Linked DNA regions of Homo sapiens: regions 1, 2 and 4 are each linked to region 3. A link is a contact called in ENCODE Hi-C data. All regions are on one chromosome and are shown on one strand. Each heading gives the region's core, a stretch centred on a gene start or an enhancer-like site at or near the end of the contact. The rest is flanking DNA. Distances are from core to core; before and after follow the strand shown.

The links. A loop is a pair of places that touch in the nucleus more often than their neighbours do. Pooled maps may share reads with other maps.
Region 1: a loop to region 3 is called in a pooled map, with 5 times the contacts of the local background. The contact joins two enhancer-like sites. A Hi-C loop is called at or near these places in 2 of 37 single-sample maps with no recorded cell type and 5 of 50 pooled maps.
Region 2: a loop to region 3 is called in a pooled map, with 3 times the contacts of the local background. The contact joins two enhancer-like sites. A Hi-C loop is called at or near these places in 4 of 37 single-sample maps with no recorded cell type and 2 of 50 pooled maps.
Region 4: a pooled map shows a loop between it and region 3 (4-fold over the local background). The contact joins two enhancer-like sites. A Hi-C loop is called at or near these places in 2 of 37 single-sample maps with no recorded cell type and 2 of 50 pooled maps.

The regions. Positions count from the first base shown.
Region 1 is chr14:59,273,896-59,276,595 of GRCh38, forward strand. The region is part of intron 2 of DAAM1 (dishevelled associated activator of morphogenesis 1); the gene reads left to right. Among named protein-coding and RNA genes, the nearest start is that of DAAM1, 87 kb to the left of the region's middle. Within about 2 kb of position 1,261, at least 14 of the 41 ENCODE cell types and tissues checked have a DNase peak (open chromatin) inside an H3K27ac peak, as active enhancers do.
Region 2 is chr14:61,102,492-61,105,191 of GRCh38, forward strand. No RefSeq gene overlaps it. Among named protein-coding and RNA genes, the nearest start is that of SLC38A6, 120 kb to the left of the region's middle. RefSeq lists enhancers at 859-2,058, 1,428-2,342. Within about 2 kb of position 1,345, at least 22 of the 41 ENCODE cell types and tissues checked have a DNase peak (open chromatin) inside an H3K27ac peak, as active enhancers do.
Region 3 is chr14:60,203,516-60,206,215 of GRCh38, forward strand. No RefSeq gene overlaps it. Among named protein-coding and RNA genes, the nearest start is that of DHRS7, 39 kb to the left of the region's middle. Within about 2 kb of position 1,450, at least 2 of the 41 ENCODE cell types and tissues checked have a DNase peak (open chromatin) inside an H3K27ac peak, as active enhancers do.
Region 4 is chr14:61,079,336-61,082,035 of GRCh38, forward strand. It overlaps a transcript of SLC38A6 not described here. Among named protein-coding and RNA genes, the nearest start is that of SLC38A6, 99 kb to the left of the region's middle. Within about 2 kb of position 1,341, at least 2 of the 41 ENCODE cell types and tissues checked have a DNase peak (open chromatin) inside an H3K27ac peak, as active enhancers do.

The sequences.
Region 1 (2,700 bases), core at 11-2,510, 930 kb before region 3:
ATGGCCTTTGGGAGGTAATTGCTCAATACCATGGATGGTGTTTTTCAGGTCTGAACAGTCCTTGAATATTTTTACTCGCTGTGTCTGGAATCTTCCCCACTCCAACCTTCAATTCCCAGAATTCCTCTGGAATTTCAAGCTGTTCTTGGTGCGTGTTACAAGAGCTCAGTGACCAGCTATATCTTTTAGTTATGATTTTCGGGCTTATGGGTGAAGAGCTAGAATTTTTGTTCCTTGGCAAACCAGATTCCTGAAAAAGTTGCAGTATTTTTTCTTGTGTTCAGTTTTAAATGAATTTGTTGGCAAGATCCAAAAGCAGCTAGCTGTTTATTTCATTACTCAGTGCAATATTTAAGAACTAAATTAAACCAAATAATTAAAAACTCAGAATATATATATGACATGTATATATATTTATGTTATGTATATATAACATAAATATGAATTGTTTTCAGGAAAAATAGGCTTTTCTTCGATGTAGAAGGAAAAGTCAGAATCTTTTGCCATCTTTTCAACAGTCAGATAGTTTGAGTTTTTTCTCATATGAATAACTCATTGTGTTAATCCACTATATATATGCACCTTTGCACCTTCAGAGAGCAGAATGGCTCAGGTGTTATATCTGACTTTCTCACACTTAGGATCCTGGGGGCCTAGGGCAGTGCTTGGTCCAGAGTAGGTGCTCAATGAATGTTTGTGGCTTGAGTGAATGGATGTATAACTAATTACTGAAGCATTACACATGAGATGCACAATAAGTATTTGAGTGAATGTATGCATGCATGCATGAATTAATAACTGTGGAATCCTGCAGCAGTTGGGTTTGTATTTTAATATTCTCATAGTGGTGATAAGTTTGGGCTGATTCTTATACTCTGCCTGCACCCTATCCACCTGCTGTCATCCTGTTTTACTCTTTCTTCTCATTAAAATGTTAGTTACAATGGGGACACCAAAGTGGTTGGCATGAAAGTTAGCAGATTAAAAGGATAAGGGTGACAATGTTTAAGAAATATTCTTTCTCTTTAAAAGTCTCTGTACTGTATATTACGTGGTGAAATAAATAGCTCCAATGTGGGAAGACTTATTCTGCTAGATTGTCTTTTGACCCAATTAAAGCTTTAAAGTGTCAGACAAGCAGCCAAACAATCCTCTTGAGGGTGTGGGAGGGGCCTGGGCTGGCAAGAGCAGTGCTGGTGCTATCGAAGGAGGTGGCCATGTGTGGAACTTGGCTTCATGGTTGGTTGCCCACAGGGACTTAGGGTACCTTTCTTGTCTGTCACTTTACAGCTGGTGCTGTATCCCCGGAGATGAAGTACTTCCATTCAATTAGGAAAACATGCTTAGAAATTCTCTCTTTCAAGAACAACAGGCAATGGGGCCTGTCAGAGGGTGAAGGGTGGGAGGAGGGAGAGGATCAGAAAAAATAACTGTGGGTACTAGGTTTAATAGCTGGGTGATGAAATCATCTGTACAACAAACCGTGTAATACAAGTTTACCTATACAACAAACCTGCACGTGTACCCCGAACTTAAAAGTTAAAAAAAAAATTTATCTAGTAAGACTTGTCAACTGAAGTTGTACTAGATTATAGGTGTAAATACTGGAAATTTGGGTGGATATTTGGAGATGATTCTAACATGTTTAGAAAAAAGCTTATTTTAGATTACCGGAAAACTGTTGGTGATGCAGACTATTAAAACTTGAAGTCACTCTAATGAGTTTCTAGTTTAACGGTAAAAAAGCTGAATAAAAAGCCTATGTGTTTAGCTGCAGACTTTGTCTAGCCAACTGAATATAGTCTGCATTGCTTGCTATTAAGAGAAAAAAGGAAATAGTGTAAAAAACACTTAACCATTGGTAGTAAGAAACTAGAAATTATTTCTATTAGTCAGCCTTTGCTTGTGGTGTTTCTCACTTCTTATTTTTATGTATCAAATGAAAACATGTCTATCAGACACAGAGAATATTACTGTGTAGGTGGTGGTGAGTCATATTGTGGTATTTCATGTAATGACTAAGAATATTGGCAGAAATTTTACAGGCTGAAAACCTCCAAGGTTTGTTCTCTGTGTTTACCAATCCCTTTTAGGGCTTAAAGCTCTCTCTTGTTTTCCATTTATGTTTTTCCTGACTGGTTGGGAGCAGGTAATAATTCACTGAATGCACCTCTATGGAAACTGACAAAAATCTTACCTAGCTTTCAGATTTCTAACCACCATCATACTAAAATATTATTCTCAGAGTCATTGCAGTTAAATTTTAAGTGCTTCTTTGGCAATTCATGATTCCCAGATGAGATGGTCATTTGCTGTAATGGGGCTGGATGTTTATATATTTAATGAATTATCATAGCTTAATAGTACATTTTCTCCATGCATTTTATAAAAATGTTTTCTGTTTATTTGCTGCCAAAGCATCACCCTTCAATCTGCCATTAGCTTCTTCCTCTTGATGTTGTACTTATTATCACCATGTCATGTGTCTTTAGGTCACAGCTTCTTCCCCTTGATGTTGTACTATCACCATGTCATGTGACTTGAGGTCTGCTTAGGTGCCTCTCCAGGGGCTTAACTTATTTCTGGTAGTGTTGAGTTGTGGGGTGGGAGGAGAGGGTTAAACTCAGAAAAGGCACTGCTAATGTTGAGTGTATCCTTGAGATGAACTGAAGGCTTGCAGCCTGCTGGGCTTGTGGGAAA
Region 2 (2,700 bases), core at 95-2,594, 900 kb after region 3:
AAGAAATAGTTTTGGTTTTCATTGTTAAGACTTGTTTAGGGAAGGGAAGTGAGCTCCTTTAGCAGTTCAAGGTTTCCCTCCCACTCTGGGACAGGGTGGTAGAGGTATGAGAGTAGAGACTGCTGAGAGAATATGGTCTCTTTCATTGTGCTCTGTTTTCTCCTTTTGGCCTCATGGGGAGGCATGGACGGGTGTCATCAAAGGGTGACTTGAGGAAGTAGGAGAGCAAATGGCTTCTCCCTGGTTCTCAGAAGTCTAGGTCCCTCACCTGGCTCTTATCCACAATGCCTGTGCTGTTGGTAATAGTTCACGTGCACATGTCTCCTCCAGTTAGGTTGAAAAAAATCCTGCTGGCTCGCACTCCAACATGGGCTGCTTTGTATGTCTCCCTGGCAAGGCACACAGCAAATATTGGTTGTTGCCTTTGGAGGCCAGGTTAGCACAAAGCAAATAGGGCTTGGGTGGGCTCAGGGACAACTAAAGGGGTTGGATGACTAACTCCCTTTTCTGTGACCATCCCTGCCTCTTGTTTACTCCACTGAAAAAGGGCGTAGGGAGGTCAGTTGCCGCTGCTGATCTGCACAAAGGTCAAAGGCAGAGCCACCGAAAGTAGTCTGCTCCTGTTTTTGAAGCTTTCTTCTGTGGGTAATATTGCACTTTGTAAACACTTGGTACTCAATAAATTCCAGCACACATATGGAAGCAATGGTGCCAACTAGCTGGATTGAAAGTACTCGATACCCAGTGTCCAGAGCATTGGCTAATGGAGAGGAAGAGGTTCCCTCCACTTCTGACTATGGGTGTGCGGCACAAGCCCCTGGCGGGCCTCACACACCCTACTTAGCACCTGTCAATCTCCTGTCCTCTGTGAAAGAGCCTGCATTTCTCCCTGTTGGGCCCGCCACTTCTCCAGGATTTTTTCAGTGCTGTCTGTCCAAGTCTTTCTTCTGCTGGAAGTGTGGGAATGGGAAGTCAGCTCTAGCCATGGCTACAAATAATTCACCTTTCCAGCAGCCTGCGGGTTTTCTTCTTACCGGTACAACAGTGAGTCTCATTCTCAGAATCTCTGAGGCCTGGCCAGTGAGGCCCCTATTCTTCTTCCCCTGGCAGAGGCCAGCTCTGATGGTGTCCCCACCCAAAGGGCAGACACCCATGTGATTTCAGTGGTTCGGAGGAATAGGAACGGAATGGAAGGGTGAGGTCTTTTCTGCTGAAGCTCAAAGCACTGTGGATACAGGCCCATATGCGTAGCCTGAATCAGGGGCACTGAGTTCACTCTGCTCAGTTTGCTTATATGTTAGTTTATGGCAGCTGTGGTTGCAAATAGGATCAAATTGTGCAGTTTTTAATTCCGTGTAATGCTGCTGTGAAGATGGACTTAACTGCTTTTCAGTACAGTCATTATGACTCTCTTAACTTCCCTTACTCATGAAACCTAGCATGAGTCATGGCTGGAGAATCTCACTCCACCCCACGGCCCCCACTGTCCCGAGAAGCAGAAAGGCTGGGTTCCTGGGGTTTTTCTTCCTGGCAGTAAACCCCCTCCTCCCTGCAGGACTGTTATAACTGATCCACAGTTAGAACATCAGGGAGCCCATAACCACGCAGGGCGGGGGTTTCTCCTTACCAGCTTGCTCCCCATGCAGCAGGGAAGCGGGTGTCTGCTGCAAATCTCCCCGTGTGGGGGGATGGGAAGAACAATGAGGCTGAACAGACACAAAGGGAGCTGTCCTGTGCCCAGACAGCCCCAGTGACATCTTCAGGCCCAGCCAGGATCCTCCCTTCCCAAAATGGAGCCTGTTTGCTCCCAGTATTAGTAGGGCTCTTTCGATTGCAAAGGACAAAAACTCCTCACTTAGGCTGCTATATTCGTTTGCTAGGGCTGTCTTAACAAAGTCCCACAGACTGGATGGCTCAAATATGGATTGTCTCACAGTTCTGGAGACTGGAAGGCCAAGATCAAGTTGTCTGCAGGGTTGATTCCTTCTGAGGCCTCTCTCCTCAGCTTGCAGAAGACTGTCTTCTCTGCAAATGCATGTGGTCCTCCATCTGCATATGTCTATGTCTTCCTCTTTTAAAAGGACACACTCCTGTTGGATTAGGCTCCACCCTCGTGACCTCATTTAACCGTAATTGCCTCTTTAAAGACCCTATCTCCACTTAAGGTCACATTCTGAGGGACTGGGGGTTAGGACTTCAACATGCCAGTTTTCTGGTGGGAGGACAAAATTACTTGGCTTCCCAGAGCAAAAGCCTGTTTAAGGATGTTGATGGCCTGGAGCTGAGCAAGGCCAATGTGGGGCAGCCCCAGACAGCTTTCCACTTCTGTCTCCACAGCCTTTCCATTCCCTCTGGTTGAAGTCAGGTGTTTCTGTTATATGCACTCCTAACACCCCTCTGTTTTCCACATGGATTTACCACCTCTGTATTTAAATAATGTGTTGTGAAGTCATTTGGTTAATGTCCATCTTCCTGGTTAGATGGAAGCATCAGGGCCGCTAGACGAGTCACCGTCTTCTTTGCAGCAACCCTAGTACTTGGCCCAGGCTGGGCACATAAAAGATGCTCAATTCATAGTTGCTGAATTGAAAGTCCTTTGCTCTTGGTGCTTCTGCTCCTCTGCCTCCTTACTGGCCAGTCAACCCCACAGTAGCCTTGATCCACTTGGCCAGCATTTCAGACAGTCACATTCCATTATTT
Region 3 (2,700 bases), core at 200-2,699:
TTTTAATATACAGAATTTTAATAATTGTACATATTAAAGTCTATTTAGCTGTTTCTTTATGGCTTCTCCTTTATTTTTAAGTGAAGTCTTTCCTTTCCTTGATAGCTGATTATAGTTATCTTTATACTCTATCCTTACTTTTCATCCTTTCATATTTTTATTTTGTTTTTACATTTAACCTTTATCCGCCTGTAACTTAGTTTGGTATAAATTATAAAAAACAGATTTGATGACTTTTCCAAATGTCTCACCATTTGTCTTACTACTATTTATTGGGTGGCTCAATTTTTCTTCCCAAATTTCAAATGTCAATCTTGCTAGTACTAAATTCATGTGTGTGTTTGGGGTTGCTTTTAGAGGTTTCTATTCTGTTCCATTGTTCTGTTTACTGTTACTACAGTCTCATTTTATTTCACTGATTGTACTGATAGGTGGTATAAAAGATAGTAATGCCTGGAAATGCAAGTCTTCATTTTATCATTGTTCTTTTTAAGTTTTCCTGACTATTCTCACTGGTATGTTTAACATATTTTTTGCTGACTTGAGCATCCAACAAAATATATATGTAGCTGTGACCTATACTTTCATTTCATCAACTGCTAATTGCACAAGGGACATCTATCGGGTGTTTACTTTGTGCCAGGCTCTGTTCTAAATGTTTTATATGCATCAACTCATTCAATGCTAGCAGCAACCCTGTAAGATCGATACCTTTATTGCTCATGTTTTATGAAAGAGGAAACGCAAGCATGGAGAGGCAAGGTTAATTTGCCCAAGGTCACACAGCTGGCGTGTGGCTAAACTAGCCGTTGCATGTAAATAAGACTGCCTGCCCACTCAACCCAGGCAATCTGATTTCAGAGCTCACTGCCTCTCAAACAGTATGGCAGGGGTTAATACTATCTTGATTCTTTGCTTTAAACTGGAGATACTGTAATTTAATAATCGTTTGATATGCCAAAATGACTACAAACACTGTTCAAATCAGCGTTTTACACACATTCTATAGCAATGTAATACTTTTCCTCTTTAAAGTATTGAAGGATGAAATTTTCTTCAAATTATACAATACTACTTAAAGTGTTAAATTCCAATAAAGGAGAAAAAAAAGGCAGCAAACTATTGCCAGAAGAGCCCTGGATTGAGCAACAGGGAAACAAAAGTTCTAGTCCTTGTTGTGTTGCTAATTAGCTTCCTGCCTCCACCCCCACACGGACACATACACCCACCCAAAATATTGTCCTTATTAGTCTGTAACCCTGGCTAAATTACAATATTACAGATTCATTCCTTCAGGTTAACTCTCTTTCTGAGATGTGACTAGCCCTGGTGACGTACTACTTGTCAGAGTATTGATTATTTGCCCTGTTTTGAGATTTTAATTCCTCTTAATCAGGAACATTGCCCTGACAAGATAGGAGTTGTCATGGTTCAACAGGGAGCCAGGAATAGAAAGCAATGTTATTCTGGAGGCTGAAAGGCTGTGAGAGGTATGTGTGGTGAGGGACCACAGCTGACAGAAACAGGCTATGGGGAGTAGCTTGGGTATCTCAGGTGACAGAGAGTGGTGAGAGGGGAAGCTGAGAGGAGGAAGATGGTCCTGTGGAGGGAATGTGGGTAGAGCCTCCTCTACTTGAAGTTTTCCCAGCGCTGGTGCTGGGCGCAGCCAAGGATTCTAAAAGAAGGCCTTCCTCTGGGGATCAGGAAGGGAGAGGGAATATGAAAAGAGTCTGCCCTCTTGACATTGACCCAGAGTCTCCACGAGTCATTGGAAAAGATGCATGAGAAGCTGCATCTAAGGGCATGCAAACATATACACACAACACCATAAAAGGAGAAAGCTTTTTAGGCTTTCTTCAACTCATCAGGCTTGTGAATTTCTTTAATAAAAATCTCGGAACATCATGGCTCTACCAAACCTTTGCCTATTCGTCATTGCCACAGTGATACTGACTTTTGAATTCCAGTACCAGGGGAAAAAGATGTGTGTGTGGTGGGGGGAGGAGGGAAATAGTATCACCTTTTATGTAAATTCTTACTTGCTCATACAAATACTTTCTTTTTTTTTGTTTTATGGGGGTGTGGGTGGAAAAGTTTCAGTGTTTTTGCTGATTATAGAAGCAGTGAATGCTTACTCTAAAAAAAAAAATCAATGACACAAAGAAGAGAAATTCTGTCACCCTACCACATTGTAGTGTGTCTCTTCCAGATTTTTTTTCAAATTGGATCACACTGTTCTGCAATTGGCATTTTAACTTAACATATACAATAACTGTAGCATTCCATCTCATCTATTACTGTCCATAGTATTCCATTATATGTATGTACCATAATTTATTCAACAAACCAAGCTGATAAACATTTAGGTCATGATAATTTTTTATTATATATCATCCTTGTATTAATTGTTCCCAATGTATCATAATTTCCTAAGGGAAGAGGAACTAAATGACACATGTATAAAATTTTACTATACATTTTCCTATTTCTACAGTTTGTTTATATCTTTTTTCATGTCTTTTGCTGGTATCCAGCTCTTTTGTAGAAACCTCTTAAATTTGTCCTTTGTTCTTTGTTCCACTTCACAATTGGTAGAACACGGGTCAATAGGGAGCTCAAAGGTTCTCAAATTTGGGGCATCGTGTAATCTTTAGATCTTAAAGAAATCTTTCTAGGAGTAGCAGACATCAAGCTACTGGC
Region 4 (2,700 bases), core at 91-2,590, 880 kb after region 3:
CATGTTGGTCAGGCTGGTCTCGAACTTCTGACCTCTGGTGATCTACCCACCTCAGCCTCCCAGAGTGCTGGGATTACAGGTGTGAGCCACTGTGCCCGGCCTCCTGCCTCCAAACTTTTGCACAAACCATTCATGTTGTTTTTCTCTTTCCCCTCCAAAGCGTTTCTTCTCCCTCAAAACCTGTTTCCACACTCAACCTCCTCTAGAAGGACTTACCTGACTATGACTTAATGTAACTGCTCCATTACTCAGGAAACCTATGCTCAACATCTTGATGCTACATTTAATTTCTCTAAATGATAAAATATACAAATTCTTGTATATTTGTATGTCTAACCACCCTGCGACAGCCTTTAGGAAAGGTTCCACATCTGCCAACTCCTTTGTATCCTCCATCCAGAACCTGCCTCCCATCCCTACTTTACCCATCCACCTCAGAGACTTCATGGTACAGTGCAGTATACTTGGTGAGTGTTGATGGTTTAAGAGTGTGCCCTGAACAACGAAGGATTTCTTTGAGGCTGAAATCCTGTGGGATCCATGGAATGGGAGTTTCACCTGTCTTTGGCTTCTGCTCCTTTCCCCAGCATGTGTAGAGCTTCTAGAACAGTCCCCAGCAAGAGAGGATCACTTGGTACACCTCTTTCTTATCCTCACTGTCTCCAGTCTCTGCTGTAGGCCTGCTAGTGATGATCAGGATACAGGTTTTAACATGGCCAAGCTGTTAATAACCTGAGATTGGGCACCATGAACAATAAGCATTAAAAGGCAATAACAACAACAACAACATAACCTGTTAATTTTATGCAGGCTTAATTTTTTAAAGAACTATTTCTTCCTAACTTGCTTTTACTCTTCTTCATCTACTTTCTCATACCTATGACTGACAATGATAAGGACACCCACCCACTATACACACCTAATTCCATCCCTCCAAATTTGATTTCGTGTTCTCTAGAGCTGGCGTGTTATGTGACCTATTGTGGGGAGAGGCTCAGCTGAGGGACTCTGTGATGCCAAATGGACAAAGGCACACTTTTTTCTCCAGGTCCCAGCCTGGTGAAAGTCATAGCACCTGAGAATTTGGAGCTGACTCTCTCCTTTGGAAATTGTGCCTTCCAAAAATATATCTTACACTGCCTGTACCTGCATGCAATAGGTTTTGGTTCTTACCAACTGCAGCTTCAGTCTGAACTTGAGTTCTACCCTCATGGATGCAAATCAAAACAGCTCAGAATCAAGTCTGGGAAGCAAGTCGAAGTGGTTTGATTTGCATGGGGAGCTTTTGTCTCTGCATGAAGGCAGCCAAATTCCCTAGGCTCCCCAGCCCTCCGGAAATATGCTTTACAGGACCCGGGGGCCCAGGCCCAGTCGGGTGGGTGTGATTTGAATGTTCTCTGCTACAGCTGCTGCACCGGGCCCTGGTCACTGCTGTTGGTTTCGCTCCATTTTACTGCCTCAGAATCCCCCTGTGCATGTTAGTGGTTAATACAGCAGCCAGGAGACGCCAGACAGCTCTCGGCACCTGGTTCAAATTTAAGGCTCATTTACACATGATGTCACACACGCATTGTCAGCGCGAGGGAGGTCAGGATGGTTCATTTTGGGAAGGTTCACATTGTTGAGTCTTTACAACACTCACTGCTATTAATGCTTTAACCATCTGACTTGGATTTCGGTTTTCTGGCATGAGGTAATCCCAGGCACTAGATTTATATGCTGAATGGGAAGCCAGCAATGGTGGCTAATCATGCTGGTTTGCAGATCTGCACCTCTGGAGCCTTGGGATGGAATTAGAGGGCCACATGGCAAGTAGCAAATCATAGGCGTTTTGAGCAGGAGAGGAATTAGCCAGACCTGGAAGCAGGGGCCATAGATGGGGTGTTGTCTGAGCCAGGAAGTTTGATTGAAGAATGGAAACCAAGGTAAATTGGACAAGGATCTGGGCCCAGAGACCACAGGAATTATTCTACTTTGACCAGTGCTTTGGGTCATTGCTTGAACTGTCCTTTTGCTCATCACTCATAGAAATCCCAGACCCATCTTCCCAGGTCCAGCGTAAGTCTTTCATGTTCCATGAAGCCTTTCCTGACCACCCATCCCACAGCAGGGGCTGAGGTGGTTAGATCACCAGAGGTCAGAAGTTCGAGACCAGCCTGACCAACATGGTGAAACCCCATCTCTAATAAAAATACAAAAATTAGCTAGGCGTAGTAGTGTGTGCCTGTAATCCCAGCTACTCAGGAGGTGGAGGCAGGAGAATCGCTTGAACCCGGGAGGCAGAGGTTGCAGTAAGCCAATACCCGCCACTGCACTCCAGCCTGGGCGACAGAGCGAGACTCTGTCTCAAAAAAAAATTTCTCTCCTGAATCCCTAAGTACTTTTGTTACTGAGTACTTAATTTGTGCGACTAGCTCATTTTACCCTCACAATTCCAAAGGGAAGGCTTTATTATTTCTCTTTTACAGATGACAAGACAGGTTCAGAGAGGTTAAATAATGTATCCAGTGTCAAACTTTTAAAAGTCAGGATGGAATCCTGATTCCAAGCTTAGGTTCTGAACCACTGGGGTAGGCTGTGTAGTACTACATTTTCTGTGGAACGTGGTATCGGTAACATGGGAGAGACAGGCTGTGCCTCAGGAAGATGCCACATGGGAGTGCACAGCAGTGCTGTAGTGCCTCGTGTTTATGTGTAGTC